Linked DNA regions of Homo sapiens: region 1 is linked to region 2. The links are chromatin loops, found by intact Hi-C in ENCODE. Cell type or tissue: spleen. All regions are shown on one strand. Each heading gives the region's core, and the rest is flanking DNA. Links, peaks and the distances in the headings are about the cores only. Region 1 overlaps TM7SF3 (transmembrane 7 superfamily member 3). Region 2 overlaps FGFR1OP2 (FGFR1 oncogene partner 2).

Region 1 (16,973 bases), core at 5,735-9,734, 50 kb before region 2:
GCTGGGATTACAGGCGCCCGCCACCACACCCAGCTAGTTTTTGTATTTTTAGTACAGGCGGGGTTTCACCATGTTGTTCAGGCTGGTCTCGAACTCCTGACCTCGTGATCTGCCCGCCTTGGCCTCCCAGAGTGCTGGGATTACAGGCATGAGCCACCGCGCCCGGCCGATTTCAGGTAATTCTTGTTCATCTCAGTGAGAACTCAGAATGGGATGTTAGATTGTAAGTCTTGTGCTTGGTGAATGGGTTTGGGCAACAGCTCATGGTTTGTTAATATAAAATGTAAAAGGCACTAGTTGTGCCAGGCAGATCATCATGTGCTTTTCCATGAAACTAAGCACATTCTGTTTTGTTTTGAGGTTAATAGACTAGTTGCAGTTCTGAAACATAATATTTTCTGAATAATGTGATTGTGTTGCTATGCACTTATCTTTGAAAAGCCCTTGTGCAAACTGAATTCTAGGATCTTTGTATATAGGACTGAGGCCAAAGCTGAAAAGGGCAACTTTTTTTTTTGCAGAAAAACCTTGCTTATAATAGGGCACTAACATTCACTCTGTATAGTGTGTGCCAGGTGCTTTCCACGTGCAGTGTTATTTAATCCCCACCACCCTACAATGTAATGATCTTCCTCCCTTGTCAGAGGAACAAATGAACAGCTGCTAGGGTTACAGATAGGACTTGAACCCAGGTGAGTCTCCCTGCAAATTTCATAGTCCTTCCACTTCCGTAAAGCTGTCTTCCAATAAGAATATCTTACATGGCATGGTGCTTTGTACTTAATCCTTCTGTGAATCCTCATTCTTCAAAATAGCCTTATGATGGAGGTAGAAGAGATGCTATCTCTATTTTAACAGGTGAAGAATTTGAGATATTAGAGTTTTTAGTTGATCGAGGCCAGCCCCTGAGTCAGGAGAGCAGGCGTCCAGAACTTTTTCTTTCTACTTGGTGTTAGTATTTAATACCTAGAAATTTTTATACAAAAGTTAAAAAATATGAATAAATTGAGAAATTAATTTTTTTCAGACACTGCTTTTTGCCTCTTTGCTATGATTATAGCACTGATATTCCTCAATGTTATTCTTTTTGCCTTGCATTGGTATTGTCATTCTGTGCAGAAGAGGGACAATGTGGGGACTTAACTGCTGAGTGATAATAAAAGCTGATATTCTCCACATCTATCAGCTAAAAATCAGTATAGAAAGGTAGAAGGACATAGTTCAGGACTTGCATAATCCTCCTAGAAAATGGCTGGATTGATGTTTGATGATGATAATTCTGATAACCATACAAACTGAAGAAATTGAGCATCTGCTGTAATTTAGGAGGATTTACCCATCTTTGGCAGGATGAGCTAACTTGCATGACTTCTGTAGTGGCCTGAATGCTAAATAAATCTTGGAACGTGGCAGATGGAGTTCCTAGAATGTCTGAGGAGGGTGCTTTCTGTGACCAGTAGGCACATGAGATGGATCATACTTTTAAGCAGTTTTCCCTTCTCTTGGAGTCCCAGTTCACTGCTGCCTTTAACATCTTTCATTTGTTTAGATTCATATCCAGTAACTCCCGTGGAATTTCATAGTAATTGGACTTGAGCACAGCATCATTTGGGCCTTTCAGTCTTCTTGCTATTGATGATGCTTTACCAAGGTAGCAGGCTGTTCATGGTTAGTTGCAAGTGCTGTCTTTCTCTAAAAAGTGTGTGAAGCTAATATGTTCATTTTTGTGTTCCCTTTCAACCTTTAGGGCTATTGAACATTTGTAAGAAGATAACAATGAGAAATTGGGAGGGGCGGTTGACTGCTGACCAACTCAAGTAGCTGAACCATTTTTGTTTTTAATGTGAAGAGAATTATGAAGACTAGGCTATGATGGATTTCTCTTAGAATTTGGTTGTTGTGTTGAAACACAAACAGTAGAAGTAAATTTTAGTAAAATAGTAAAAAGGAAGAGTTGGAAATTTTTATGGTTGCCAGATTAGGATCTGATTCGGAAAGAAAAAGGAAAGTATTAGGATTGGGCAGCTCTTTTTAAAGTGGAATTATTGGAAAGAAAAAGTGATTCTGGGTAAGAATGGAAGATGGGTGTGAAAAATTGTTTCAAGTCCCTACTATAGGTCAGATGGCAAAAAAAGCCATTTCTTTTTAGAGGAAAGCTAATGTAAGTGCCCCAACTTGATGTTAGCCATTTGCTTTGTAATATCTTTTGATGTGCTGTCTTTTTTCCTCCTACTCTGCAAGTCATAAGATATAATTATGCCTCATAAAATGCTTCTAATAAATCCTTTTCCATATGCCTTAGAGGTGAAGTTAAATTCCTGTTAGCTTCTTCAGGATATTTTTTGAGTATGTGTCTTCTTTTGCTAAATCTGTTTTTATGAGCAGAAATTAAATGAGTTTCTACCAGACTGAGCTGTTTAAGTTGTCTTGACTTTCAGTATCTTTTGTTGTCACTCTTCGGAAGTCTCTTTCTCAACGTAATGCTTATGATGTGCCTGGAATTTCTGTGAATGCCCTGTACATGTTAGTTCCTTTCTTCCCACTAATTTTTTCGTAGGGCTGCTCTGAGTGCCTGATTGTCTTTCTTTCTTTCTTTTCTTTCAATAAGGAGATGAATGTGTGAAGCACAGGAAAGCTAATGGAAATTAATAAATGATGCTTTATTGTGTAGCCTTGGGCAGTTTAAAAGTTGTTTCCCATTTGTTTGATACTTTCAGCAGCCAACTGATGGCAGCACAGTTACCTCAATTTTACTTTGAGGGAACTGAAGCCCAGAGGAAGTACATTACTTGCCTGAGGTCACATAGTTCAGGCATCATTTAACAAACATTTACTGTATGCCAGTTAGGTGACTATACTGTGTTAGACGTTGGAACATCAAAAATGACAAAATCCTGCACAGCCAGGAATCAAACCACAACTGGTTTGGTTAAAGCAATCTTCTGAAAAAAATTGTACAATGGATGTTAGATTGCCAGGGTTACACTGCCAAAGTATTTTCACACAGATGTTAGGTTAGAGATAACTAAGACTGGGAAAAAAATACATATTTATCCTTTGCTTGTTTATCAAACACTATGTTAGGAGTTCTCAAACCCAGCTAAACATTAGAATTACATGGAGAACTTTTTATAAAAGATATATTGGTGAAGAGACAGCTAGAAATAGACATTTAAAAGAAAAAGCAGGGTCGGGTGCTGTGGTTCCGTCTGTAATCCCAGCACTTTGGAAGACTGAGTGGGGGAGGATCTCTTGGGGCCAAGAGTTCAAGACCAGTCTGATCAATATAGCAAGACCTCATCTCTACAAAACGTTAAGAAATAAAATTAAAGAAAAGAAAAAGTACATTTAAAATAGCCTCAAGAAACATTACGTATTCTGGGATGATAATCATGGGATATGTAAAGACCTCTACAGAGAAAATAACATAATACATCTCAACATTCTTTAGATAAATTGAGAAACTAAAGAAATAGAGGAATATCGGAAATTCATAGATTACAAAATTCTAAAGATAAAGATATTTTAAAGGTATCATTTCTTCCTAAATTAATGTATATATTCAGGGCCATCCCAATCAAAATCCCAGCAGGTTTTTTTGTGTGTGTGTGGATATTGACAGGCTGATTTCTAAAACTTATATGGAAATGTAAAGGATCAGAAATAGTCAAGATAAATTTGAGGAGGAAGAACAAATTTGGAGCAGGAGTTAAGAGAGTTGTAATATTTGTGTTAGGATTGGTGTCTATAGCTAGACAAATAAGCCAGTAGAATGCAATTGAGACTCTAGAAGCAAACACATATGTTCACTTGACTTATGTGAAAGGTGGAACTGCAAAGCAGTAGGGTGGGGAGATGGTGGTATTTTTAAATTATTTTATTTGTATAAACTTATGGAGCACAAGTGTAGGTACAGGATATATTGTGCAGTGAAGTCAGGGCTTTTAGTGTATCCATCACTGGAATTATGTACATTGTACTCATTAAGTAATTTCTCATCTTCAGGCCCCCTCCCACCTTCCTCAGTCTTCAATGTCTATCAGTCCACAGTGTAGGCCCATGTGTACACATTACATAGCTCCCATTTATAAGTGAGAGAACATGGGGTACTACAGGGTGGTATTTTTAGTGAAGGTTGCTGTCAAGTAGATGAACATATGAAACAATGAACTGTGACCTCTATCTTACACCATGTGTAAAAATCAGCATCAGCTTGATTTTTAGCTCTAAATGTGAAAGATAAAACAAACTTCTGGAAGTTAACATGGGAATGTATCTTCATGATCTTGGTATATGTTGACAAAGATTTCTTTAAAATGACACAAAAGGGACTAATCATAAAGGAAAAACCTGAAATTGACTGCTAAAATGAAAACTGTTAATCTAAAGGTAACAGAGTGAAAAGACAAGCAACAAGAGTGGGAGAATATATTCGCAACGTATCTGTCAGAATACTCATATCTATGATGTATTAAAAACTCCTAAAATTGAAGAAGGACAGTTCCATTTTTAATATGTGTAAAAGACTCGAACAGACTGTTTCACAAAGAGGATATCCAAATAGCAAATAAGCAAAGCAAAGGTTTCTTAACACCCATGAGTAATTAGGGAAGTGCGAATTAAAATCACAATGAGATACCACTATATACTCAGCAGATAAATGAATGATACCAGGTGTTGGTGAGACTTCTGGGCAATTGGAACACTTTCCTACAGTAAGTTGATGCGGTATACATTGGCAAAACATTGTTGGAAGACTGGCAGTATCTACTGAAGATGAGAATACCCTATTACCTGATAATTCTACTCACAGGTTCCACCCAACAAAAATGTGTATATGCGTGTACCAAAAGACATGCACAGAAAATGTTTAGAGTTATTTATAACTCTAAACCAGAAATACAGATGTTTATTAACAGTAGAACAGATAATTGTGGCATGTTATTTCATGAAGTATACAATTATGGTAATGAGTTATAGCTACCTATAGCAGCTGGAATGAATTGCACAAACATAATGCTGATTTTAAAGAAGCCAAACACACAAAAATTGTGCTGTAAATTCTATTCAATTGAATTCGTCCAAATAAATTCCTAGTGTTTGAACTTAGGACCCTATTTCCCTCTGGGGAGGAAAGAAGATGTGATTGGGAGGGGCCACAGGGGGACCACTAAGATGCTAGAATGCTGTTTAGGTGCTGGTTAATTCATGGGTGTGTAAACTTTCTGTATTTCTCTGCATAGTATTTAATGGATATTTGTTTTTTAATTGATACCTGGACCTTAGCCCCAGGGATTTTGATTTAACTCATCTGGAGAGGGTCCCAGGCAGCAGTGTTCTGTTTTTTTTTTAATCCCCTCCAGATGATTGTAATGGATAGCCAGGGTGTATAATCACTGTATTATAATTTCTTATGAAAAGGACACCTTATGGTCACTATAGAAATTTAAGAAATAAAGAAATGTGTAATGAAAAGAAAAAAAATCACTTAAAATACACCCCCAGAGATACTTCCTCTTAATACCCCTACCTATTTTGTCAAGTGACCAGGTTTTACATAATGTATACAGTGTCCCTCCCTTTTATTTCCTGGCTTCTGCCTGGTTCGCACTGTAGGCATTTGAGGAAAGGAAGATGATGAGGCATCATTTTCCTGTAGCTTTTGGGAAATCCAGGAAATAACAGATGAAAGTTGTAATTATTCCTGAAATTCAGGTATATTTCTTGAAGAAGAATTCAGAAGCAAAGACTGCAGATTAATTTTTGGTCCTAATCATTGTGTATTCTCACATGGTCTATTTGTTTTTATTTCTGGATATCTTAGACTAGAACAAGACTTTTTAGGTACAGTTTAACCATTTAAGGTCAAAGGTCATCTGTTACACTGTCACAGCAAAAACTCTCTCAAATAGATTTATTGCCTGACACATACGCTTTCTGGAATAGTCTTCCACAAAATCAGAACTATTTTATTTCTTATTAATTTATTATTCATGCTATAATGGTAACAGCCTAGATGTTCATTAATAGGAGATTGGGTGAATAATTATGGTACATACCCAGAATGGAATACTCTGTAGCTTTTAAAATGGTAAAGCTAGCATTATCTGTGTTGCTATGGAAAGATATATAAGACCTGTTAAATGGGCAATATCAAACATATTTATATCTTTTTCCATCTATGCGGAAATATGCATGCTTATATCTGCCTAAGCCCTAAAAGATATATCCCAACTGTTAGCAGTGGTGATTTCTGTACATTGTACTTGCTGGAGGAGTTGACTTTCTGTTTATTTAGCACCTTTTATAAGGATTATATATTTTCTAGAAAAATATTACCATTTTAAGGGAAAGCAAAACAGTGACAGAATGTTGAGAGAATGTCCCATTTTGTCCCTTTTTTTTTCTAGTGTGTGTTCCTATTTTATAAACATTTAAAATGTAGAGTTGGCCTGGCGTGGTGGCTCATGCTTGTAATCCCAACACTTTGGGAGGCCCAGGTGGGCGGATCACGAGGTCAAGAGATTGAGACCAGCCTGGCCAACATAGTGAAACCCAGTCCCTACTAAAAATACAAAAAATTAGCCGAGCGTGGTGGCACATGCCTGTAATCCCAGGTACTCAGGAGGTTGAGGCAGGAGAATTGCTTGAACCTGGAGGTGGAGATTTCAGTGAGCTAAGATTGCGCCACTGCACTCCAGCCTGGCGACAGAGCAAGACTCTGTCTCAAAAAAAAAAAAAAAAAGAAAAAGAAAAAGAAGGACAAGTGTAAAAAAAAGAAAAATCAGCCGGGCAGGGTAGCTCATGCTTGTAATCCCAGCACTTTGGGAGGCTGAGATGGGCGGATCGCTTGAGGTCAGGAGTTCGAGACTAGCCTGGCCAACATAGTGAAACCCCGTCTCTACTAAAAATACAAAAATTAGCCAGGCGTGGTGGCACATGCCTGTAATCCCAGGTACTCAGGAGGTTGAGGCAGGAGAATTGCTTGAACCTGGAGGTGGAAATTTCAGTGAGCTAAGATTGCGCCACTGCACTCCACCTAGGTGTCAGAGTGAGACTCCATCTCAAAAAAAAAAAAAAATCAGTTAAAATATACTCCAAGAGATACCTGCTTTTAATACCCCCCTACTTATTTTGTCAAGTCATCAGTTGTTTAACAATGTATTTTAGTTTCCATGGTTCTGTGTTTCCGTACTGTCTTTCCAAAGTTTTGTTTCTCCAAGTATTTTTGAGTTGTGATTCATCCTCATCCTGGGTGATAGGTTAAGGGAAGGTTAAGAAAAGTTTACCATGAAGGCTTCTCTAGTTGATGGCTTCAGTCTCTTCCAGGGCTTTTAAAGGTTCTGTATACTGTTCTGATGGAAGGCTCATGTCATGGGAGATAGACATGAGGATTATTAGAACATTTTCTAAAATAATATCAAAGGGCAAATTTAAGTGATAATTACAGAAGCCTTGGATAACCTTTATGAATTTGTTTGTGTCAGTTTTGATCATGGTGCCCAACAACTAGAGTGCCTAGTCCATGAGTACCTTATAAATATTGCCAAATAGGGAAAATGAGAACAAAAAGGAAAAACTGAAGATGTAGACTAGAAAAGGCAGGATAGTAAGTGAGTTGAATGCTGTGAACAGTGAAAGGATAGAAATCTGATTAATTTCTAGGAAAGCAGACTGATACTGCCAATACGGGTGGGAATTTTTAAGACTTGGAGGATGCATGATGGATGGGACCAAACTTGAAGGGCAATAAATGAAACATTTTTAGTGTAATTTACTGAAATCCATATAGTTTTATGTATAATTTGCTTTTCTAATAAAATAATCATGATAATGGGAAGGCCTGGAAAATATAAACATGTTTTTCTTGTTTCTTTTTAAAAAGAAAAAACACGTGCACACAAACTTTTTCCAGACTTCCCTACCCAGATTCTATTGGCCATTCCTTAATATTTTAACCTCTGTTCCAGCTGGAGTTTGGTCCATTTAAAATGTAAAATGTCTTTCTGGTACCATAAATAGGAAATATGCTATCTTCATTTGTCATTGTTAAAACTATTACAATTTTCTCTAGAGTTTTAGAAATGAAATTGTAACGTTTTATTCTATCATTTTTTTAAAAAAACATTAAGTTATGAATGTAATGTAGCATCACAGAGCTTAGGGAAAATATATAGAGGTTAAGATTATTCTAGTCTTAACACTATTTGTGTCTTTTTTTTGGCTGTTCTTCCACAGGCTACTCATTCTTGATTTTTTTGGTTCTGTTTGGTTTTAAATCATCCAGTGGAGCTTTCGTATTAAAAAAAAAAGTGTTGAAAATTGACCTTTTTGGGACATGGTATATAAGAATGTGTTATTAAGTTATTTAGTATCTGAAATGTTTTACCGCCCACTGACTCTAATTACCTTCTAAAATAAAACATGACAGTTCCACTATGGGACTCGGGTGAATTATAATCTTTTTTCATCAATTCCTTTTCATCTATATTTAATCTAAATCTTTTGTCTGTTTGTTTAGAATTGAACCCCCAAGACTGCTTATGTGAAACTTGGGATCTTTTCTGCTGTTCATGCAGACAGATACTGACTGTAGGATGGGGGGTGGGGTAGGAATCCAGGACCGCACAGGAGTAAAAGCAACCTAATTAAAGGATTATTTGAGAGTTAGATTGAAAAAAGATGAGCTGGTGTGCAGCTGGCAGAAACACATCACAGAGAAGTGGGGACAGAGTCAGTGAGATGCAGACCATGGAGGCAAGTAGACAGATGGGACAGGCCTGGAGGAGGTGTTGAAAAACTGTTCTTGTTATAACCTATCTTTTTTATGGACTCAGTTTGATCCTTAAGCAAACAAAAGCTCTCTTTTCCAGAATGCCTGTGGTTCACAATTTTATGTGCAGTGCCTGGTGTGGGTGCTCATTGGACATTTTTGTCAGTATTGATTTCACCTTCCTTTGCAGTCTCCATTAGACAGATGAGGAAATTGAGGCTTAAGGGGATTTAAGGAACGTGCCTAAAATCACACAGCTGGTAAACACCGGTATTAAATTGCAGCCACCTGTGTCTCTTCGGGCTACGCTGACTTCAGAATTCACTAGACGGTTATGGTTCTTTAACACCAGCACATTCATGATTGTTAGTAGCCCCACAGGATTGTCATCTTTAAATTCAGGGACTCTGTTCCAGAGATCATTGTTATTGCTGCTACCAGAGGGGAAGTTTCTCTGGGTTCCAGGAGCCTGTCTTCAGCATACCTTTTGAAATACCTCTTGCATTTTAGTTCTGAGCTCTACCATTCACTGGCTGGATGACCCTGGATGGGCTGCATCACTTTTTAAGCCACATTGTCTTTAGCAGTGAAATAGGAGCAATAACCATATTTACCTCAAGGAGTTTTTCTGAGGATTAAATTCCACATTCATTTATGAATATGATTTCTGCAAATTGATATGAGAGTACAAGTGTTGTAATGAAAAGTTTATCTCGTTGTAGGTCTTATTGAATTTTCTGTGGGGAAATTTAGATACTTCGAGCTCAATAGGCCCTTTCCAGAGGAAGCTATTTTGCATGATATTTCAAGCAATGTGACTTTTCTTATTTTCCAAATACACTCACAGTATCAGAATACAACTGTTTCCTTTTCTCCGGTAAGTGCAAAGAATTATTTTAGTAAAAATCATTTCTATATTTTGGGGGTCTGGTATTTAGTATGAGCATTAGAATTTGATATCTCTATCTCTTTTATGTTTATGATCTTATGTCTTAAATTTTAAAAAATCAAGATAGGATGTTTTCAAGTTAGTGACTGAGAGTATCTCAGGCCTTTCTTGAGTGTGGCAGTCTCTGACCTAAAAAGGGGTAATGGAGAGCTGAGCTGGGGAGAAGGGCACCCTGTGACAAATGTCACCACTATGCAGGCAAGTTTTCTTCGTGAATTCCCACCTTTTCATTTTCTTACTTTAGTGGGGCCTTAATAACTTTTACCTGAGAATATATGTTTAATGGGTTTTCATTGTTGTTTAGCTATAGTATTGAACTTTACCAAGAACCCTATAATATCAACTTTATTCTTTGGACTCTGTCACGCAAACAACAAAAAAATTATAGTGCTCAGTTCATCCAGCCCTGTGCTATGCCTCCAGCAGTATTAAGGACTCTATTATAGATGTCATCACTAAACCCCTTAACCTCAACCTCAGCCTTAGAAAGTTTTTAAAATTCTCTGGGTTAGTTTAAGCTATGAAGAGTCTGCCATTTATATAATCTTTTACAATCTATCTGCATTTAGTCTCTATGATGCCCTAGACCAATACATGCATTTCACCTTGTATGAAGTTATACTTCTTTTTATTTGTCCTAAGCCTATATTATAATATTCTGGAATTTGGTAAACAATTCTGTCTTAATCTAATTCATATGTAAATTTTTAAAATTTTTATTTTTTTTTTTAGAGATAAGATCTCACTCCATCACCCACGCCGGAATGTGGTCGTGTGATCATGGCTCAAATTCCTGGTCTTAAGTGATCCTGGAACTACAGGCACATGTCACCACACTTGGCTAATTTTTAACATTTTTTTTTTGTAGAGATGGGGTTTTGCTCTGTTGCCCAGGCTGGTCTTGAACTCCTGGCCTCAAGTGATCCGCCTGTCTGGGCATCCCAAAGTGCTGGGATTGCAGGCATGAGCCACTGCGCCCCAGCCCATATATAATATTAGAGGCATTGGTCACACTATCTTTCTTACTATTTTGTGTATTTTTATTCCTGCCTTCTTTCCCCTACCATAGAGGTTTGGAAATTGTGTGCATGTGGTTGTGCACGTGTGTGCGTGTGTGTTGTGGGGTATGTGTGTAGGGGGGTAGTTAATAGACTAGAAATGGAAGAATTCAGCTTAGGAAAAAAGGAAAGGAATAAATAGTATTAATTACAAGAGATACCGATGTCACACATACGTCGAATTTGCCCAAGTTCTTTGCAGCTAAAGCAGAAGGTAAAGCATGTTAAATTTCATAACTTCCTTAGAAAGGAAGGAGCATGCCAGTTCCTCAGGGGAGGCCAAGTTTTTTATGGCACTGAATTCAAAAGACAGCTTCCTATTCAGACTCTTACATAGGAGACTTAGTAAAATGGCACATAGATGAGTTCTTTCTTCTTCTCTTTTTTAACTAGATCTATTAAAACAATTTTTAATTGACAAACAGTGTGTTTCTTCCTAATGACATTACAGCAAGACAACATTTGAAGGAAAAGAGAGAGGATGGGTGAAATAAGGGTTTATATTTGTTGAACGCCTGCTATGTCCTAGGCCAGTGGTTCTTAAGCTCCTGGAGCCATAGACTGCTCAAGTCTATGGACTCAAATATAAATATAAAATTTCATGGGGCCCTTCAAAAACTCAGACTCTCAGGCCCCCAGTTAGGAACCCCTGTGTTTGGTTTCCATATGGTTAATTCTCATTAAAGCTCAACAAATTAGTAGTGATGCCTATTTCTACATCTGAGGAAGCAGAACTTGGATAAAGAGATGTCAGCATCACCAGTGATAAAACAGACCTAGCTGGCAGCATCTTGGGCCTTGATTTCTATGCAGAAAGGGTCTTAGTTGTCCTTAATTATCATTTTATTTCTTGGACTGCCTTTAGTTCCCACTGTTATATTACTTAGAAGATGATGGCCAGAACTGCACATGGCTCAGGAAGTGAGTGGTCTGTGTAAAGAGAAGTGCTTCTGTTTCCTGTGCCCTTCCTAATAAAGTGTGGCACTTTTGTTTTTTTTGAGTCGTGATGGCAATTGGCTCTTTGAAACTGTTGACTTGATCATTTATCAATTAATATTTGAGTCATTCTTTCTTATGCTTATCAAATTGAAACTACTCTGCTACCTTTTCCTTCCCATTTCCTTAGCTTTGATAGAACCTCTTGAGTCTGTTACCTTTTAGCTTAGCATTTTATTATTCAAAAAACTTTCCAAGCAGATGGGAGTGGGGGATGGTAGAGAGGAAGTGTGTGAGGAAGGATTAGGAAGGGGCACAAGGAAACTTGGGGTGATGCATACATTTGCTATTTTGATTGTGGTAATGGTTTCACAGGTGTCTGTATATCAACACTTAAAAGTATACTTTATGGGCCGGGCACGGTGGCTCACGCCTGTAATCCCAGCACTTTGGGAGGCTGATGCTGGCGGATCACGAGGTCAGGAGATCAAGACCATCCTGGCTAACATGGTGAAACCTCGTCTCTACTAAAAGTACAAAAAATTAGCCAGGTGTGGTGGCAGGCGCCTGTAGTCCCAGCTACTTGGGAGGCTGAGACAGGAGAATGGCGTGAACCCGGGAGGCGGAGCTTGTAGTAAGCTGAGATCGCGCCACTGCACTCTAGCCTGGGTGACAGAGCGAGACTCCATCTCAAAAAAAAAGAAAAATTATACTTTATGTACAGTTTATAGTTTGTCAGTTATAACACAATTTAAAAGGTACCTCGAAAACTGAACTCCTTGGGGCCAGGTCTCATGTTTTTGTCCTAGTGGTCTTAGAAACTAAGATAAAACATTATTTGACATAGTAAATCTTAATTCAAATTAATTGAAACACTTGGGAATTTCACTGTGCATCTGCTATTCCTGATCAAAGATTATTTTTACAGACAGAATGTTTGTGTCTTCACAAAATTCACAGTTGAAATACTCATCCTCAGTGTGTTATATTAGGAAGTGGAGTCTTTGGGAAGTGATTAGGTCATGGGCCCCCATTTAGAGCCCTCATGAATGGGATTAGTGGCCTTATAAAAGGGACCCCAGATATGTTTCTTGCCCTTTCTCTGTCATGTGAGGATACAACAAGAAGTTGGGAGTCTTCAGCCTATAAGACAGCTTTCATCAGAACCCGACTGTGTTGGCACCGCTATCATGAACCACCAGACTCTAGAATTGCGAAAATAAATTTCTGTTGTTTATAACCACCTTACCTGTGGTACTTTGTTATAGCAGCCTTAACTAAGACAATCGTATATTTTTCAAGAATGCTTTTTCCATGTATATGTGTGGGCATGTGAACATAGAGATGAAAAGAATTCCCTGGTTATTTAAGGAAGGTTTTTTTTTTCTATTTGTTTTGGGAAGATTTGGAATAGGACATGCACACTGGATCAGCTCAGTAATTTATGTTTTGGTCGACTTCCTATTCATGACAATGTTTCTTCTGGACTGCAGACTCTCCTTTCCAATTCCTCGGAAACAGGCACTGCCAGTGGACTGGTTTTCATCCTTAGACCAGAGCAGAGTACATGCACTTGGTACTTGGGGACTTCAGGCATACAGCCTGTCCAGAATATGGCTATCCTACTCTCCTACTCAGAAAGAGGTAACCCTTCTGTCTTCTCCTCCCTCTTACTCTTTGGAATATGGAATGTGTTCATGAAACTTTAAGGAAAATTATCCTATTGAGATTGTTTGTTGCAAGTATAATTTATATAATCGGATTTTTTTTTTTTGAGATGGAGTCTCGCACTGTCACCCAGGCTGGAGTGTAGTGGCGCGATCTCGGCTCACTGCAACCTCTGCCTCCCGGGTTCAAGCGATTCTCCTGCCTCAGCCTCCCAAGTAGCTGGGATTACAGGCGCCCGCCACCAGGCCCAGCTAATTTTTTGTATTTTTAGTAGAGATGGCGTTTCACCATGTTGGCCAGGCTGGTCTCGAACTCCTGACCTTGTGATTCGCCCGCCTCAGCCTCCCAAAGTGCTGGGATTGCAGGCATGAGCCACTGCGCCCAGCCTATAATCAGAAATATTTTATAGTAAGAGAATTAGCACGATGACTGAAAGCTCAGGTAGTGACTAGGAGAACATGTTTATTCATTCGAAAAACATTTAGGGAGCCCTTGGAGAAGCAGTAATAGTTAAGGCAAGACATAGTCCTTAACAGTTTAGTTGTTCTAAGCAGAAGCAGTAAGCTCGACGTCATGAAGAAAAATGATTTGGAGAATGGCACGTTGTGAGTGTGGCTGCAGCTGGAGTGTGGAGGGCCTTGCATACAATTTGAGGTTTGTACTTTATTTCGAGGTAGGTTCTAAGGAGGCATAGAGTTTTTAAGCAGAGGAATGGTGTAGTCCATTTCATCTCTTAGAAAGCTAACTCTAGAAGTAGTGTGGGGATGGATTGGAGAGGGCGCAGCAGAGTCAGGACTCAGCACAAAATGAGAAATGAGGATCTGAACAGAGGCCATGAGAGGCGGGATGGAGAAGAGGAGCAGGATTTGAGATATCCAGAAGGTGGAATTGATACAACACAATGACTGGTGGTTATGGAGTATAAGAGGGAAGCATAGGTTTCCTATTTGGGCAGCAGGGAAATAGTGATACAAAATAGGTGTAGGAACAGGGTTATGGTGGTGCTGGATGTTTTGGGAGGTGGGACGGAGTAGGTGATGACTTCAGTTTGGGACACAGTCTGAGATGCTTGTAGGACATTTGGATGGAAATGCAGAGTACATAATTTAAATAAGGGCCTGGAGTGGAGGGGTGAGATTAGATTCCCAACTAAATAGCTGTTAATAAAAGCTGTGGCAGTGAGTGAGATTATCCAGGCATGTACTTGGATATTTAGGGCAAAAAAATCATAGCAAATACTTTACTAGTGCCTACTATGTGTCAGGCACTGTTTCTGGTGGATAATAACTCCTGAGGAATAAGCACAACACTGTGGAGTAGTCAAGAAGGTAGGAAGAAAGCCTGGAGTTTCTGCCTTTAAAAGGGAGCAGGCCGGGCACGGTGGCTCACACCTGTAATCCCAGCACTTTGGGAGGCCGAAGCAGGTTGCAGGTATAATTTATATAATCGGGAGTTTGAGACTAGCCTGGCCAACATGGCGAAACTCTATCTCTACTAAAAATACAAAAATTAGTCAGGTGTGGTGGCAGGTGCCTACAATCCCAGGTACTCAGGAGGCTGCGGCAGGAGAATTGCTTGAACCCGGTGGGCAGAGGTTGCAGTGAGCTGAGATTGCGCCACTTCACTCCAGCTTGGGTGATAGAGCAAGACTCCGTCTCAAAAAAAAAAAAAAAAAAAAGGAAGTGGTAAGTTACAGTCTACGGAGAGGTCAAGAGAACTGACTGAAAGTGTCCGTATGCTAGAGCAAGTAGGAGTCAGCGGTGGCCCTTTATGAGAGTCACTTTAGTGGCACAACAGGGATGGAGGAGTGAAGGTGAGGTGAATAAATTTAGACTACTCTTAAAGCTTGGGGGTAAAGGGAAGGAGAGGGAGCGCTAGTTAGGAAAGGAGGGAGAATCCAGAAGATTACTGGAGTAGAAGATAGGAAATGTTAGCTATAACAAAAGGCTAATTACCTGATAAGAAACCATAGACTTAATTAAGGCTTGCGTCAAGGACAGTGTACAAAGAAAAATTATGAACAGAGGAGCTTCAGCTGGCATACATACCATTTGTGGTGTGGTAAAGATCCATAAGTGCAGAAAAAGGAGAGTATGAAAGAAGAGCATAGAATTTGGAGGAAGATTCCAACATGATATTGAAACATATATACACACTGTGTATCTGCATTCCAAACCTGGCCAGAAGTAGTCAACCAATAGCCGATCTTTTTAACTCTAGAGGAAAGGTTGGCAAACTACAGACCATGAGCCAGATCCAGCTTGCTGCCTGTTTTTGTACATAAAGTTTTACTGAAACACAGCTATGCCTCTTCCTGTACGTATTGCCTGTGGCTGCTTTCCTGCCACAAGGACTGGGGTGGGTAGTTACTGCAGAGACCATCAGACTGACAAAGCCTAAAATACTATTAGGCCTTTTACAGAAAATTTTGGCTCTGCCCTGCTCTAGGGCCCTGAACCTCAGTTAACTCTACCCTCTTTAACCTCAGTTCATGAAATAGTATACGACTAGAAGCTCTACGTTTATATTTAACTTCTATTTGGGAAGTTTTTGTAAGAGTAGATAGAGTTCTGTTTTTCTGAGTATGATTTGGATATGTAGGAATTGTTTGTTTAGTAACTTCCCTATTTCTTATCCAGATCCTGTCCCTGGAGGCTGTAATTTGGAGTTCGATTTAGATATTGATCCCAACATTTACTTGGAGTATAATTTCTTTGAAACGACTATCAAGTTTGCCCCAGCAAACCTAGGCTATGCGAGGTACGTCTGTCTCCCATGTCTGAGAAATGCTTTTAGAATATACATGACGACAGTTGTGTAGATTTGACCAGCTCTCTCAAGTCCCTAATTCTCTGTAGTAAAATTGAGTTAATTTTTGGGGGGAATTGATGTAATTTAAACTTCACTATTAATATTTGGACTGTCATTTACAGTTAATATTTTCCCACTTCATTCTTGTGAACTCTTTTTATTTGAAGAGCCAGATGTGAGTCTATTATGAGCTTGAAAATACATCCTGGTTTTTATAAAGCACTTTAAATATAGATAGCACTCAGTAGCCCTGAAACATCCTTTTATTTTTATAAAGATTCATTGTTTTAATTAAAGCTGTGCCTCAGTTTCTGCTTTAATAGTAATGATAGCTAACATTTGAGAACACTTGAATGCTTCCTGTGCATTGTCCGTGGTGCTGAGTGTTGTTATGTTCTTTGCCATTTAATCCTAACAATTTTATGAAGAAGGGCAATTGCTGTTATTTTACAGAAAGTTTCCCTAGGGGTTATGGAGGTTACCCTACTTGCTAACAAATGACAAATCTGCTATATTCTTCTTCTTTTTTTTTTTTTTAAATCAAAGATGAGGTCTTTCTATGTTGCCCTGGCTGGTCTTGAACTTCTTAGCTCAAGCAATCCTCCTGCTTCAGCCTCCCAAAGTGCTGGGATTACAGGCATAAGCCACTGCACCCAGCTTTTTTTTAAAAAAAATTTTTTTGCCTCCCCAGAGCTGTAGTATTTTACTCTAGGCCTGACTGATATCAGAATCCAGTTATGTAATCACCTTTGCCTGTTGGTGTTTGTCTTAGTTTGTG
Region 2 (16,973 bases), core at 5,101-9,100:
ACTACACAGAAAGCAAGCATTTCTTTTTTTTTAGACAGAGTCTCGCTCTTGTTGGCCAGGCTGGAGTGCAATGGCACGACCTCGGCTCACTGCAACCTCCCACTCCCAGGTTCAAACAATTCTCTTGCTTTAGCCTCCCGAGCAGCTGGGATTACAGGCACCCGCTATCACGCCTGGCTAACTTTTTGTATTTTTAGTAGAGATGGGGTTTCACCATGTTGGCCAGGCTGGTCTCCAATTCCTGACGTCAGGTGATCCACCCACCTCAGCCTCCCAATTACAGGCATGAGCCACCATGCCTAGCTGAAGCAAGCATTTCTTTGCCTTTAAAATAGAAGGAAAAAAACTACTGATTTTTTCAGTACCAAGTCTAACAAAGCTCATCATGAGAAAAAACCCAATACTTCAAATAGGGCAGCACTTTTATAAAAGGTCATGGTAATGGTTCACTTATTTAATTATAAAATCTTCAGAGAAGTATCACAGATTTTTTAACAAGCACAAGAGGCAAGATCTGTGCTTTCAAAACTGTCTGGAAGACAAGAAGTGTCACCAACATAACCCTTGAACTGTCTTGAAATGTCTTTCATTTCTAACTCCCTGTCTAGGTTTATTCCTCCTTTATTCAATAAAGACCTGCCACAAGTGAGTTAAAAAAAAATTAAGACACAATGGAGAGAGCACTACTATACTTAATCCTAACATCTAAACAAAGGCATTTTAATTTCATTTGCAAAATCAAAGGACTACAAACTATCCACAATCTGAATTAAAACATTTAATACTTTGACCTTATGAAATCAGTTTAAAATTAATGCCAAGAAAATATCTTTGATGTCCAGAAAGGAAATGACTGTTTCACAGCAACAACTAACAAGAGCAAATAAATAAAGCGTTGGACTGAATAACCTATAAAACCTGCAAATATCTAACAGGCTGTACATGATACAATACACAGAAAATTAATGAGAGATTTAAAGTTTCTACACTGAACAGCATGGCTATTAAAGACACAACATTCTTTTAATAAATTTCATTTATTTGCTGATCTAATCTGGGAGGGAAATTCAATGTAAAAGCACTTTTAAAATGGACCCCCCTTCCATCCACACCCCAAAAGTTGACTGTTTATTTAGTGTACATTCTGATTTGCTTCCAAGTGCCTTCTCTCCAGTCCATGTTGAGGTGCTTCAAGGATGTGTCGAGATGCATCAAGGAAGAATCCTTCGGACTTGTTACGATGTACCATGTCAATCTGTAGTATAGAGTCATTATAATGTTAATACGGATATCATCCGTAATTTAAAAACTGAATGAGTGTTAGTTCATGCGTGTTAGCCAACTGTTTGAAATGTTTGCTTTTTTAAGATTTCCAAAAAGGCATCTGTTCAAAAATAACATGAAAATTAGTATTTGGGTAAAAATGAGCTCTCAAACTTTCTACTGATTTTTTAAGTATGTGCTCAAAAACTTCTAGTTAAGGGCAAAGTTCTGTATTATAACAGTCTCAAAAGGATCTCTTACTCCAATCCAAAATGCTGTTATGTGTAACTCTGTTTCTTAGCTCTAAATGTGTTGTAAAATTACTTTTGTGTTTAGGCATATCAGAGCACTAGTACCTAAACACACCCTACAATACCATACTTTTTGTGCTTTTATTATACAAGTTTCTCTGCCCACCCACCCACTTCTGCTTGTTTACCTACCTGCCCATAATTAATTCAAGGCTGGACTGAGACAGACTTTCTTCCCTTCCTTGTTACCTTTCCAGATTTTCCTTATGACAGTTAATATTGTTCCCTCTAGCGTTCCAGTAACAATTCATCTACTTTGGGATTCATCACGCCCTACCTTATAGTAGATTGTTATGTTTGTGTCTGTATCTCCCACTATACTGCAAGCTTGTACATTCATCTTATTATTTCCCATAACTAACCCAGTGCCAGTATTAATGTTTGTTTAATTAAGTCGAAGTGTCTCCTTTTTGGGAAAAATCAAAATCACAAACATTAATATGTATTAGTGAAAATTAATAACAAATAACTGAATAGTCATTTTATGGGAGGCAAGGATCATCTGAACTTAGATGAAGAATTCAATCTACATAATAAAAAAGGATGGCTTACAGCTATCTTAGGAAATGTTTAACCTTACTAATTAATAAACCAGCTCTGGTGAATAGTAAAATCTAATATATTTTAGGAAACATTTGCTTCTGTCATAGTTGCTACCAGATGGGACCTGCAAGCTATAGTTATCCTATTCTAAGCACTTTTTTTGTAATGGTATTCTTCGCTTTAGATCTTTAACATTTTATTTTTAGGTTATAAAACATACAAACCTTTTAGAAATTCTCAAGATTATATTTATCTTACAAATAATATTAAGTCAACTCCTTTTAGTGCCTTTAAAAAGTCTTAGTTACTATAGTTATTATTATACCTTTAAATTTAAATGATTTTAGAATGGTCTCATTAACAATAGTTAAATTTTGTATTCAAAAGATCACCACTTAAACATCCCTGGATTGCCATTTGATTAGGAGATGAATAGCATAATTAGAAAACATTAAACACAAATTTTTAATTTAATTTATTATTTTACTGGTTGACACAAGAGGTACCTATCATTAGGTTTTCTAATATAATAAAGGCATATAAAGAGCTATTTGATAGGTATTTAATTCTAATAGAATTAATTACTAATAAGTTAAAAACACGTACAAGCACCAAAATGGAAGAAGTATTTTAAAGAATCTAAAATGTGTTTCAATAATAGATAAATATGAAAATATGTCCTTTCCTATTTCTGTTGTAACAAATGGGGAAAAGAAGGCTCATAATCACTGTTTCTTAAATAATATTGGTAATAATAATAGTCAGCTCACCATTATCTAATACAGGTAACAGTCTAGTTTCCACAATCTAGTTTATTATTTTTATTTCATATCAGCAACTAAAACTCAGTTTAAAATAAATATGTGAGAAAGGATTATTCTACTTGTCTTCATAGCAGTTGCCATAAAATATGCCATAAAATATGGGGACATACCAAAGGGAATAGACACAGGGATGACAAAGGGATGAACAGCAGGTAAAACACTAATTTCTAACTACTTCAGCTTTGTTTCTAAAAAATGATGTCAACTGGTATACAATACTGGGGCAAGGGAGCAAAATTTTACTATGTTGGTTCTTCTCCTGAACCCCATGTTTTTTCCATTATAATAAACAAGATCATTTATAGTCTGGATGAATTAGCCTTATTCAGAAAACAGTCTTAAGAAAAATCTACATTAAACTGCTTTCAGATTTTAAAAAAGGTTTCCATTATTTTTTGTTTTTGCAAGAGAAGTCAATACACAAATTTATTAGAAAAAATGTTTCTTAAAAAAATTTCTGTTTTTTAAGAGACAGGGTCTCACTCGGTTGTCTAGATGGGAGTGCAATGGCATGATCGTAGCTCAATGTAACCTCAAACTCCTGAGCTGAAGTGGTCTATCCACCTCAGCCTCCTGAGAAGCTAGGACTGCAGGCATGTGCTACCACACCCGGCTAATTTTTTTACTTTTTGAAGAGATGGAGTCATGCTATGTTGCCCAGGCTGGTCTTGAACTTCTGGCCTCAAGTGATCCTCCTGCCTTGGCCTCCCAAAGTGCTGGGATTATAGGCGTAAGCCACCATGCCCAGCCCTTTAAGAAATATTTCTTAAAAGTATATAGCCCTACAAAAATAATGTTGAAGAGACCAGACTTACCTTTATATCCAAAATAAAATTTATTTTTCAACGTACAAATTAAAGTTTCTAAGAAACAGTGAGAGTTTATAAATCAAACAGAAAATGATATATAACAAGAAATGGAAAAATAAGAAAAAGGAGAAAATGTCAATTAAAAAGATGAAACATTCAACATCATGTTAAAATGCCATTACTAGATACCTGTGATTTTTTTCAAAAAAAATCTGAACACAGAATAATCAATCGTCTCTCTTTTCCATTTCAGGTCACATTTATAGAATGGATTACCTTGGAGTGCTGCTCTTTTAACTTCATTATTATACCCGGATCATCTTTTTTGCTAGCCATTAGCAATCTAAACATTTGTTCTCGGTACTTGCTCATTATAAGTTCCAAGGCCGACTGATGTTCTTCCAGAGATGTACGTAATTCTATCAAGAATAATATTGTATTTTATTCCAACTTGAGTTAAAAGTACACAAAATATTCTCTTCCACTAAGCAACTTATGAACGGGACATTTTAAAAAGAAAACACAATGCACAAAAATCTAGCCATATAACAATAAGAGACACCAAATGAAGTCCCGTATTAGTTTTTTGAATATTTTAAGCTTGTTTCTTGAGAATCATTTCAACAAAGATGTACTAAACAGCAATTAATATCGGCCAAGGCTCCCTCTATATTAAGGGCCACAGACCTCAAGAGTCTAGTAGAGAAAACAAGCATGTGGTAGGTGGCAGAGTGGAGTGTTAAGTCAAATAGATTTAAGAGATGTCTATGGGAAGAAACTGGTGGAAGCTTTGTAGAAGTACAGTGTGAGTTCCCTCAGTTGAAAAGTGAAGGAATGGACCTTCTAAGCAGGTAGGCATGAAAACAGATGACGTGTTTAGGAAGTGATTGGTGTTGGCAAGAGCAAAGAGTTCACAGTGAAGAAAGCTGTGGGAAGAAGATTTAAAAAAAAGGCTGGGAAATGATTTTTAGGGACCCTGTAAAAGGTAATAAGTATATAATGAAAGTTCTTAGGCAAAAGAATTACATGATCAGACTGATTTTTGAAATATCAATCTGATGGTTATGTTGAAGACAGATTGGAAGGGGGAAGAGAGACTGGAATCAGGGAGATCAGTTTGGACATTTCAGGCAAGAGACTGAGCATCTAATCTGGGGGCCAATGCAGTGGGACTGCAGAGAATGAAGCTGGGTTATTTCATAGCTAACAACAGCAGTGCTAACTGGATATTAAGGGTGAGAATCTAAGAGGATGTCAACCAGGCAGATGTTCATATGTGGGACAGGATAAAGAGCAATAAATACGATTTAGGAATATAGACTAGAAATGGGATTAATGTCAAAAAGTAACGTATCTTACCTTTGTTTTCTTGTTGCAACTCTCTGATTTGTCTGTTTTCTTGCTGGATTCCCATAACTAACGTGGACCGTGGCCGATGTCTCGCGACTTCATTAAGTTCTTGAATTTCTTCCTGATACTAATGGGGGAGAAAAACATGTGGGATGAAAATACCTGCAAATATATATATATATATATATATGATATATAAATATAAATATATCTGAAATATACATATAAAAAATCTGATAAGAGCTTAGTATCCAGAATATATAAAGAACACTTACAACTCAACAATAAAATGAAAATAACCCCATTTTTAAAAGTGGCAAAGGATTTGAATAAACATTTATCTAAAGAAGATATACAAATGGCCAATAAGCACATGAAAAGATACTTAATTAACCTAACTAGTCATTAGGAGAATGCAATTCAATATATCCCACGAGGATGACTGTAATGAAAAAGACAATAACAATTGTTGGAGAGGATGTGAAGAAACTGCAACCTTCCATACATTGTTGATGGAATGTAAAATGATGTAGTTCAGGGGTGTCCAATCTTTTGGCTTCCCTGGGCACATCGGAAGAAGAATTATCACGCTGCACATAAAATACACTAATGCTAACGATAGCTGATGAGCTTTTTTTTAAAAAAAAAAAATCTCATAATGTTTTAAGAAAGTTTGTGAATTTGTGCTGGGCCGCAATCAAAGCCATCCTGGGCCATATGCAGCCAGCAAGTCACAGGTCGGACAAGCTTGGCATAGCTGCTTTGGGAAACAATGTGGCAGATCCTCAAAAAATTTTAACAGAGTTATTATATGACCCATCCATTCTACTTCTACATATATACCCAAGAAAACTGAAAACATATGTCCACACAGAAACTTGTACACAAATATTCATAGCAGCATATTCTTACCAGCCAAAAAAGTAAAATAATCCAAATGCCTATCAGCTGATGAATGGATAAGCACAATGTGCTGTATCCTTACAATGCAATATTATTTGGCAATAAACAGGAATGAAGTACTGATACATGCTATAACATAGATGAACCTTAAAAACATTATGTTAAGAAGCCAATCACAAAAAGCCGCATATTTTATCATTCCATTTATATGAAATGTCCAGAATAGGCAAATTCAAAGAGATAGAAATATTAGTGGTTGCCAGAGACTGAGGAAAGGGGAAACTAGAGAGAGACCACTGATGGATGTAAGGTTTTGTGGTGATGAAAATGTTCTGGAATCAGGTAGTGGTTATACTGCATAACCTGCAAATGTGTACTAAAATCCAATGAACTGTACCCTTCAAAAAAGTAAATTTTATGGTATGTGAATATCTTAATAGAACATGTACAAAAGAAATGCAAAAAGATTTTCCATTAAGAAAATGAGAATCTTATTTTAAAATTGCACTTATTTATTTTCAAGGCATTCTCATGAGACACTTAGTAACATATTCATTATAACACTCCTGGTTCTTAACTTCAGATGTCAAACTCCTTTTTTAACAACTCAATACCAGATATATGTTCACTGAAGTGCCTGAGTCTAGCTGGACAGTTGGTTAGGGATGCAGGTAAATCTGTTTAGGGCAACACAGTTGTAAAACCAAATAACTAAACTTGCTCCACTATTTCCAGTAGCTTTGTTAAAAATACTATCCCAGAATTGCTTCCTTTTACAAAATAGATGAGGAGATTTGGCTGTGAATATACATTTTCCCCCTCTGATTTCCATCATAATGTCAGAGATTTTATAATTTTCTTAAATGACTTGAAAATTTTTATCAGAAGAAGGTTAAAATAGTGTCTAAACTCCGTGGCCCATGGGAATATTCTGTTATACAATAGTAAAAATAGCAAGAAGAAAGCCCTTATGTATTCTTTAATTGGTAGCACTGAATGAAAAATAAGGTAGCAAGTATGGGTACAATAACTGCACAGAGTATAAATCACATATTACCTTGCATCATTTTCAAAAGCTATTTTGTTGTTAAACAGCATCACCTAAGTACTTTTATAAAGAAAAATATGAACATTTCTACATTATACAAGACAGAACAAAATGTGTACCAACATTAGTAAAAGGTATTATCTGGTCTTTGTCAAATGTTTCTAGACCTAACAAATTCATTTATTTTCTAAACTCAAATGTGCAACTCTGTCAGCAAAATAAGTGATCAAATCTAGGGTTTAGAAATATATGTCTAGGTATATCACCTGAACACGACAAAATTAAAGTAAACCTGAAACACACAAGTCAAGCTACTTTAAAATTTTAGAGAATGTTGAAAAAAATTAGATACTAATTAGCCAGCAATACATAAATGTCAATGACTGCTTTTGATAAATGGAATGAACAAGAAAGAAAAATCAAACCTGTTTCATGGCTTCTACTCGCTTGTTGAGAGCTGTGGTTTGCTCAATCAGAGATTCTGCTGCATCGTCATGATCTCTTAATCTTTCAACAAGAGCTTTAGCGTCGGCAAGTGCCTTCTCAATTGTGCAACTCATTTCTAAAGATATATCTATAATTAAAATTAAAATCAAGACTCAAAATAAAGTCAACATATCTCTTTATTTTAGCTTCATGTCAACACAGATATGCTTCTTAAGCCACATTTGTTACAGTATTGTTCACTGTCCAGGGAGGAAAAAACACCTAAGAACACTGTGGTTTTGCTTCTGTTAGGATACTACAAACTTGAAAGTAAATTTATACTATTACAAAAAAATTAGAACACAGTTAAAAGATTTGCAGACAGAACTAGAACGCATTTAAAACACTCTAAATTTACAGTGGGGAAAAAAGTACATGTCCAAGGAATATAATGTTATATAGAAATTTGCCCTTTATGAGGGCATTCCCTATCTTGTCACTTTTGAGGAAGATCATTTGGTTTACTGGTCAGTATTCTGGGGTCAATGACTGTCTGAAAACTTTGACTGTAAGAATGCTTCCTAACCTCTGCTTGGTCAGGTGACTTGACACACTGTTCACAAACACTGCTGACCAGCCGAAGTGGCCTCAATGTGTCATGCTACATTAAAGTCTCAACCTCTTCTTGGAAGAACTTCTGCTTCTTACATAAAGTTGCATTATAATTCTAACTCTTGCATCTTCCTTAAAGTGCAAAAAAAAGTTTTGACTTAGGACAAAACTGGTAATTACAGGAAACTTCTGATATGCTAAAATCAGTAAGCAATATGTTTAAGAGTAGCTGAAAGAAATATGAGACAAAACATGAAACAGTCAATTGTCAGCTTCTTCAACTGGTATGTAGAAACCTCAAACAAAATTTTAATAATTTTAAAGTCTCTTTCCAAAACTTTAAGTTTCTCCTGAAACTTACACTTACCCTCCTTGAAATCTTTTATCTTCCTTTTTTTTTTTTTTTTTTTTTGGAGACACAGTCTCGCTCTGTCGCCCAGGCTGGCTGGAGTGCAGCGGCGTGATCTCGGCTCACTGCAAGCTCCACCTCCCAGGTTCACGCCATTTTCCTGCCTCAGCCTCCCGAGTAGCTGGGACTACAGGCACCTGCCACCACGCCTGGCTCATTTTTTTGTATTTTTAGTAGAGTCGGGGGTTTCACTGTGTTAGCCAGGATGGTCTCGATCTCCTGACCTCATGATCCGCCCGCCTTGGCCTCCCAAAGCGCTGGGATTACACGTGTGAGCCACCGTGCCCAGCTGAAATCTTTTATCTTTCTACTAAGTTTTACCTAACGTTCAATATAAGTCATCCTTTCTTCAGGGTTTCCTCAAAAAATAAAATCACACTAAATTACCAGGCCAGAAGCCACGTCTACAGAAGTTAAATTAAAATTTGGTGTAGATCCAAGTGAAGGGTTATAAACAAAGACTTTCATCAACTTTATTAAAACAGCAATTTGCCACAGAATTCAGGACTTTGTTATATACCACTGCCCTGGACTACAGATCTGTACCAACTAGTCCAATTAATGATTATCCCCTCCAATACAAAAAAAAAAAAAAAGCAACAAGTAGCAAAGAGAAAATTTAAATAACTCAACAGTATAAAATATTTCATAAAACACATCAGGCAATTTCAGAAGACTTTCTCCTGTTATTTAAATCGCCAATTTAGAAAATGTCCAATATATGATCAGACATTTCCAGAGAGCCTTAAGAAGTAAACAAGCTGGAAATTAATATAACTTCTGGCTCTCTAGAGAAAACCACCACAAGATTTGTCTTGTAAGATTCAGGAGGTTTAGATAAGGATGCTTGAAAATATGAGGAGTAAAAGGGCCATTAAAGGAACCAATATTGTCTGATACTGGCTAATACCCAAAAGGACAACTACCCAAAATCTATCCGAAGATGCCGTTCTGAGAGAGGCATTAGTGCCCAACAATACCCTGTACTTCCTCTAAATTTCCAAAGGAAATTATCTAAAACTGTAGACAGACAACTTTCTTATTTGTTAAGAAAGTTAACATAAATAGGTTAAATGGACATCACTATAACTCCCATTAATCCCATTACTATAGAACATCGGATCCTTCTGAGTAAACTTTTAAAGCTGTCTGTAAAGCAAAATTAAAAAAAAAAAAAAAAAAAAGGACGGGCACTGACTTGTACTAAGAAAAATGAAATAACCAAAAAAATTGGTTTTATAGTAAAAATAATAGTTTATAACAGATGGTGAAAGTAATAAAAGACAAATTTGAAACTCTACAACAAATTGTAAAAGATTTGAGAGAAAATAAAGTTTACCTTGGTTTAATAGAACTCAAGTAATAGAACTCTCTAACAGTCCTAATCTGTAAATGATATTGTTGGGACTACTATAAGAAGAACCCTTCTTTACACACTAAAACATAACATCTACAAATGCAATAGACAGGATCTGTTTCCAAATAAAACGCAATAAGGTCCTATATATGATCAGATAGCTAAATAGCCCTCAGTCTAGATAGTCTTCCTACATAATCATAAATCTTTTTGAGTACAAAAATAGTACCCTGTGTCCTGGGAGTATTAACAACACGACATCAAAACCCCACTGTCTATTATATTGTATACCTTGGGCTGGGCGCAGTGGCTCACACCTGTAATCCCAGCACTTTGGGAGGTCGAGGAGGGCAGATCACTTGAATTCAGGAGTTCAAGACCAGCCTGCCCAACATGGTGAAACACCGTCTCTACTAAAAATACAAAAATTAGCTGGGCGTGGTGGCACACACCTGTGATACCAGCTACTCAGGAAGCTGAGGCAAGAGAATTGCTTGAACTTGGGAGGCAGAGGTTGTAGTGAGCCAAAATTGCACCACTGCACTACAGCCTGGGCAACAGGCTGTCTCAATAACTAACTAAATAAATAAATACAAAAATTAGCCGGGCCTGGTCGGGGGGTGCCTGTAATCCCAGCTATTTGGGAGGCTGAGGCAGGAGAATCACTTAAACCCAGTAGGCAGAGGTTGCAGTGAGCCATAGCACCACTGCACTCCAGCCTGGGCCTCAGAGTGAGGCTGCATCTCAAAAAAAGAAAAAAAAAAAATCGTATACCTTAATTCAGCAGCTAAGGTTTAGCTTCCCTGCCTCCGAGCAATTATAAACCTCAACTGAATTAATCAAAGCATCTTCAGAGGTTATTCTAGGTCTTTAAACCTCATGTTACCATGCATAGTAAATCCCTATTGCTAAAGGAAACCATCCAAAATTTCTATCATTTGAGTAATCATGAAATATTGCTACTCTCTCTTTTTCATATTACCATTCACTGTGTAACAGTATTAATCCAGCAACCTTTACCTACTGCAAGGAAAATCTCATGATTGTGATTCCATAACTCAAGAAGTATTCAAGTCCAAAACAAAACTTTTGAATTTTCTAGTACCAAATCCTGACTTTACTGTTTGTTAATGGGTTTTATCTTAAAAACAAAAATCAGCAGTATCAGGCTTGATATGCAACAGGTACATCAGTCACTGTGATAAAATTCAATTTCTTACCAGAAGCCAGACTGATCAAATGACTTAACTGTGCTCCACTAAGATGGAGCAACTTACTGAAAGTAAATATATACATGAATAGGTGATATGCTTTTAGAATAATCCACTTCTCTGAAATGCTGCAAAGAAAAGAGGTTTCTCAGATATCCTTTTAAAAACAATGAATACAGGGCAGGTGCGGTGGCTCACGCCTGTAATCCCAGCACTTTGGGAGGCCGAGGCGGGTGGATCACGAGGTCAGGAGATCGAGACCATCCTGGCTAACACAGTGAAACTCCGTCTCTACTAAAAATACAAAAAAAAAATTAGCCGGGCGTAGTGGCATGCGCCTGTAGTCTCAGCTACGCAGGAGGCTGAGGCAGGAGAATAGCGTGAACCCGGGAGGCGGAGCTTGCAGTGAGCCGAGATTGTGCCACTGCACCTCCAGCCTGGGTGACAGAACGGGACTCTGTCTCAAAAAAAAAAAAAAAAAAAAAAAAAACAACGAATACATTAACTACTTGATGGCTTGATGGTAGCTGCCTAATATAACTGCTATCATAAAGGTAGAAACAATATTGTAGATACCATAGAAATACCTTAAAGTTCGTTACTATAAGCGGGATGCTTTGACTAAATGTCCTTATGCAAAAGCCTCATATGAAACTGTAAAATAAACCCATGAAGAAGTTAAAAGACTCCATGATAGATACACAAAATTTGGCCTGTCAAATTTCAAAAGAACCATTGTGACCATCAAGTTGTAAGATCCATGAAGATAAAAACTGACATAATCAGAATGGCTACTTGATAGTACCACATAACACCTCAAACAGGGCCAGGCACGGTGGCTCACTCCTGTAATCCCAGTACTTTGGGAGGCTGAGGCAGGTGGATCACCTGAGGTCAGGAGTTCGAGACCAGCCTGACCAATAATGATGAAACCTCATCTCTACTAAAAATACAAAAATTAGCTGGGTGTGGTGGCATGCGCCTGTAATCCCAGCTACTCGGGAAGCTGAGACAGGAGAATCGCTTGAACCCGGGAGGCAGAGGTTGCAGCGAGCCAAGATCGCATCATTGCACTCCAGCCTGGGCAACAAGAGCAAAACTCTGTCTCAAACAAAAAAAACCTCAAACAGATACTACTCCATGAAACATTTCATTTAAGTAGAAAAAAATGGCCACAATATTAAACACGAATGGGAAAACTTACCTTGGATAGCATAGGATACTGGTTAATTCATGCTTCATTTGTAAATAAATTAATCTGGAAAAACTGTAGGCCAGGTGTGGTGGTGCACACCTGTAATCCCAGCACTTTGGGAGGCTGAGGTGGGTGGATCACCTGAGGTCAGGAGTTCGCGACCAGCCTAACATGATGAAACCCCATCTCTACTAAATACAAAAAAATTAGCAGGGCGTGGTGGTGCAAGCCTGTAATCTGAGCTACTTGGGAGGCCAAGACAGGAGAATCGCTTGTACCTGGGAGGTGGAGGTTGCAGTGAGCTGAGATCGCGCCATTGCACTCTAGCCTGGGCAACAAAAGCGAAACTCCATCTCAAAATGAAAAAGAAAAACTGTAATGGTGAATCAACGACTAAAACCATTCCTGAACAACTTTCTGAACATCTCTAAGAAGATTTTATGGAGTTGCCTCTCTCCATGGTTTAGAAATATTTATTATTATTTTTTTAAGTTTAGTTATTTTTAGAGGCGAGGTCTTGCCATCACCCAGGCTGGAACTCCTGGACTCCAAAGACCCTCCACTTCAGTCTCCTGAGTAGCTGAGACTATATAGGTGCATGCCACCATGCCAGGCAATATTCTTAAATATTCTAGTATGTTTACGTTATGAATACCTTAGAAGAGTCCCCTACCGAAAAGACACAATATTCACAATGACTAAAATACTGTATTTTGTGTATTCTCCCAAGCGCATTCTAACTTGTCATCCAATAATATAAAAACATATTTAACTTCAATAGTTGAAACTTATACATTTCGATGATGTAACACTTTGCTTCCTTCTAAGAAACCTTGTCTTCATCATTCCCAGTCCTCAGGAAACCCCAGGCAGGAGTTTCCAACAAGATCTAACTCCAGACACGTTGTAGTCACATTTCCAAAAACTAAAGACAAAGAGAAAATCTTGAAAGCAGCCAGAGAAAAATGACATATTACTCATAGAGAACAATTTGAATGACTGTAGGCTTCCCAACAGAAATGAAGGCCAGTAAAAAGTAGAACAACACTTTCAAAATGCTGAAAGAACAGACCTATCAACCCAAAATTCTATATCCAGCAAAAATATGTTTCATATATGAAGGTGAAATAAAAGTCATTCTCAGCTGAAGAGAAAGAAGAACTTATTTCCAGTAGACTTATTATAAAGAATACTCTTCAGTTAGAAGCAAAGTGTTATCAGAAGGAAACTTAGAACATCAGGAACAAAGGAAGACCAACTGAAATTGTAAATATCTGGGTAATTATTTTCCTCTTAGTTCTTTTAAATGTCTAATGTTTAAAAACAAGAATTATAACATTTATCTAATGAGATTTTTAATTTATGCAGGCAAATATATAACTACAAGAAAAAGGGAGGAGGCTAAAAAGGCCTATACATTGATCAGATTTCTACATTTCACTTGAAGTTGTAAAAATATCAATTTTAAGTAGACTTAAAAATTTACATATATTGTAATTCCTAATAAATCCCTAAAATAACTGCACAGAGATAATAGTCAAAACTACAATAGATTAATTGAAATGAATTAAAAAGTGTTCAATAACCCAAAAGACAGAGAAAAGGCAAAACAAAGGAATATCAAAGGAACAAAAAGAAAACAAATGATAAGATGGCAGAACTAAATCCAAACATGTTAATAATTTCACTAAATATAAATGTCCTCGACATTTATATTTAGATAAGATTAAGACAGATGATCAGAATTTTAAAAGAGGACCCAACTATGCATTGTTTATATAAAATTCACTTTAAATATGATATGGGTAGGTTAAAAGTAAAAGGACAGGCCGGGCATAGTGGCTCACACCTGTAATCCCAGCACCTTAAGAGGCCAAAATCGGAGGATTGCTTGAGCCCAGGAATTCAAGACCAGCCTGGGCAACATGGCAAAACCCTGTCTCTACAAAAAATTTAAAAATTAGCTGGGTGTGGTGGCACATGCCTGTAGTCCCAGCTACTCGGAACGGTGAGGGCGCAGTCAACCCTGGCTGTGCCACTGCACTCCTGCCTGGGTGACAAAGTGTGACCCTGCCTCCAAAAAAAAAGTTAAAAGGATGGAAAAGAGGATATACTGTACAAATATTAGTCAAAAGAAAACCAGAGGGCTAATAAGAACATGAAAACATGCTCAACATAACTAGCCATCACTGAAATGCAATTCAAAACCACAATGAGATATACCTACTAGGATGGCTATAATAGAAAAGATAGTAAGTGTTGGCTAGGATATAAAGAATGTGAAATGGTATAGCCACTTTGGAAAAGTCTGACAGTTCTTCAAAAGGTTAAACATGTGATCCAACAATTCCACTCCTAGGTACATACCAGGAAAATGAAAGTATGTCAATGCAAAAAACTGTACATGAATGTTCACAGCAATATTATTCAACTGATAAATGAGTAAATATGATGTGTTCATACAGTGGAATATCTGGCAAAAAAAAAAAAGTAGGGGGGAATGATGCCCTGAAACAGGCTACAACATGGATGAAAACTGAAAAAATTATGCTCAGTGAAAGAAGTCAGTCACAAAGACAATGTATCACGCCATTTATATAGTGTCCAAAAGAGGCAAATCCACAGAGGCTGAAAGTAGATTAGTGGATGTCTAGGACTGAGGGATTAGGAAAAGGAAGGAGGAATGGGAAGTGACTGTTAATGAACATACGGTTTCTTTTTGCGCGGGAAAAATGTTCTAAAATCAATTTTGTTGATGGTTACACAACTCTGAATATACTGAAAACCCTAAAAGTGTACACTTTAAATAGGTGAATAGTATGGTATGTGAATTACATATCTCAATAAAGGTGTTATATTTAAGAAAAGAGCTAGAGTGGCTATATAATATCAGACAAGGTCAGGCGCAGTGGCCCACGCCCATATAATCCCAGCACTTTGGGAGGCCAAGGCTGGCAGATCATGAAGCCAGGGGTTCCAGAACAGCCTGGGAAACATGGCCAAACCCCACCTCTACTAAAAATACAAAAAATTAACCGGGCGTGGTGGTACACACCTGCAGTCGCAGCTAGCTGGGAGGTGGAGGTAGGAGGATCACCTAAGCCCAGGAGGTTGAGGCTGCAGTGAGCCACAATCACGCCACTAAACTTTAGCCTGGGCAACAAAGTGAGACTTGCCTCAAAAAATAAATAAATATCAGACAAAGTAAACTTCAGAGAAAAGAAAATTACCAGGGACAGAGGAACATTACATGATGATAAAATGCCCAATCACCAAGAAGACATAAGCATCCTAAATGTATATACAACTATAATTAAAGAGCTTCAAAATACAAATGCACTAACTCAAACAACTGAAGGGATATATAGGCATATCCACCCTTACTGCTGAAAAATTAAACATTCCTTTCTCAGTAACTGGCAGACTTTGTACACAAAAATCAGCAATATAGGCAAAATGAACAGCATCCACTAACTGGCTTGAATTGATATTTATGAAATGCTACAACCAACAACAGCAGAGTACACATTCTTTTTAAGTGCTCAAGATATTCATGAGGATAGATCACATCCTGGATCACAAAACAAACCTTAACAAATTTAAGAGAACTGTAATCATACAAATTATGCTTTTTTTTTTTTTTTTTTGAGACGGAGTTTCACTCTTGTTGCCCAGGCTGGAGTGCGATGGCACATTCTCGGCTCACTGCAACCTCTGCCTCCTGGGTTCAAGCGGTTCTCCTGCCTCAGCCTCCCGAGTGGCTGGGATTACAGGCTCATGCCACCATGTCCGGCTAATTTTTGTATTTTTAGTAGAGATGCGGTTTCACCACGTTGGCCAGGCTGGTCCTGAACGCCTGACCTCAGGTGATCTGCCCGCCTAGGCCTCCCAAAGTGCTGGTATTACAGGCGTGAGCCACCACGCCTAGCCAGTACAAATTATGCTCTCTGATTATAATGAAATTAAACTAAAGTAAGTAATTAAGAGATAACAAGAAAAATCTCCAAACATCTGGAAGTTAAACAATGTACTTCTATATAATAAGTCAAAAAGGAAGTTTCTGGAAATTAGAAGATACTTTGATCTAAATAAACATGAAAATACAAAATATCAAAAATTTTGGCATGTATGTAAAACTCTACTTTGAAGCAAATTTATAGCATTAAATGTTTATATTAGAAAATTAGAAAGATCTCAAATCAATTATGTAAGCCTCAACCTTTAGGAACCTGGAGAAGAAGAGCAAAATAAACCTAAAGTAAATAGAAAGAAATAATAAAGAGTAGAAATCAACGAAATTGAGAACAAGAAAGCAACAGAGAAAACCTAATGAAATAAAAAGCCAGTCCTTGGAAAAAAATAAAAATTGAAAAACCTCCTGAAAAATTAACCAAGAAAAAAAGTCAGCAGACATAAATTACTAATGGAAAGAAGGGATATCAGGAAAGATGAGACATCACTACAGACCTCTAATTCCTTAAAAGGATAAGTGAACACAATAATAAATTCCATACACATGAATTGGATAATTTAAATGAAATGGACTAATTCCTCAAAAAACACAAACTACATAAAGTCACACAAGATGAAACAGACAACTATGAATAATCCTATTATAATTATTTTAAGAAACTGAATTTGTAATTAGAAATCTTCTGCAAAAAATCTCCAGACCTGGATGGCTTCAAGGACAAATTCTATCACACATTTAA

What was found. Hi-C counts contacts between places; a loop is a spot of excess contacts. Peaks named below come from ENCODE experiments on the same cell type or tissue, not always from the same donor. Only the 100,000 strongest peaks of a DNase experiment are listed, where the experiment ranks them.
Region 1: a loop joins it to region 2, with 2.0 times the contacts of the local background. A loop is called at or near these places in 12 of 110 quality-filtered maps.

What each region holds. Positions count from the first base shown.
Region 1 is chr12:26,995,913-27,012,885 of GRCh38, reverse strand. It overlaps TM7SF3 (transmembrane 7 superfamily member 3), which reads left to right. Exons shown (of 12, transcript NM_016551.3): 2 at 9,496-9,650; 3 at 13,210-13,360; 4 at 16,024-16,144. Among named protein-coding and RNA genes, the nearest start is that of TM7SF3, 10 kb to the left of the region's middle. In spleen, for the core only: no CTCF peak of the experiment used is centred there; no DNase peak of the experiment used is centred there.
Region 2 is chr12:26,944,797-26,961,769 of GRCh38, reverse strand. It overlaps FGFR1OP2 (FGFR1 oncogene partner 2), which reads right to left. Exons shown (of 7, transcript NM_015633.3): 2 at 7,477-7,625; 3 at 5,110-5,227; 4 at 4,027-4,169; 5 at 1,142-1,255. The coding sequence starts at 7,611. Among named protein-coding and RNA genes, the nearest start is that of FGFR1OP2, 15 kb to the right of the region's middle. In spleen, for the core only: no CTCF peak of the experiment used is centred there; no DNase peak of the experiment used is centred there; H3K27ac peaks cover 1,760 bases.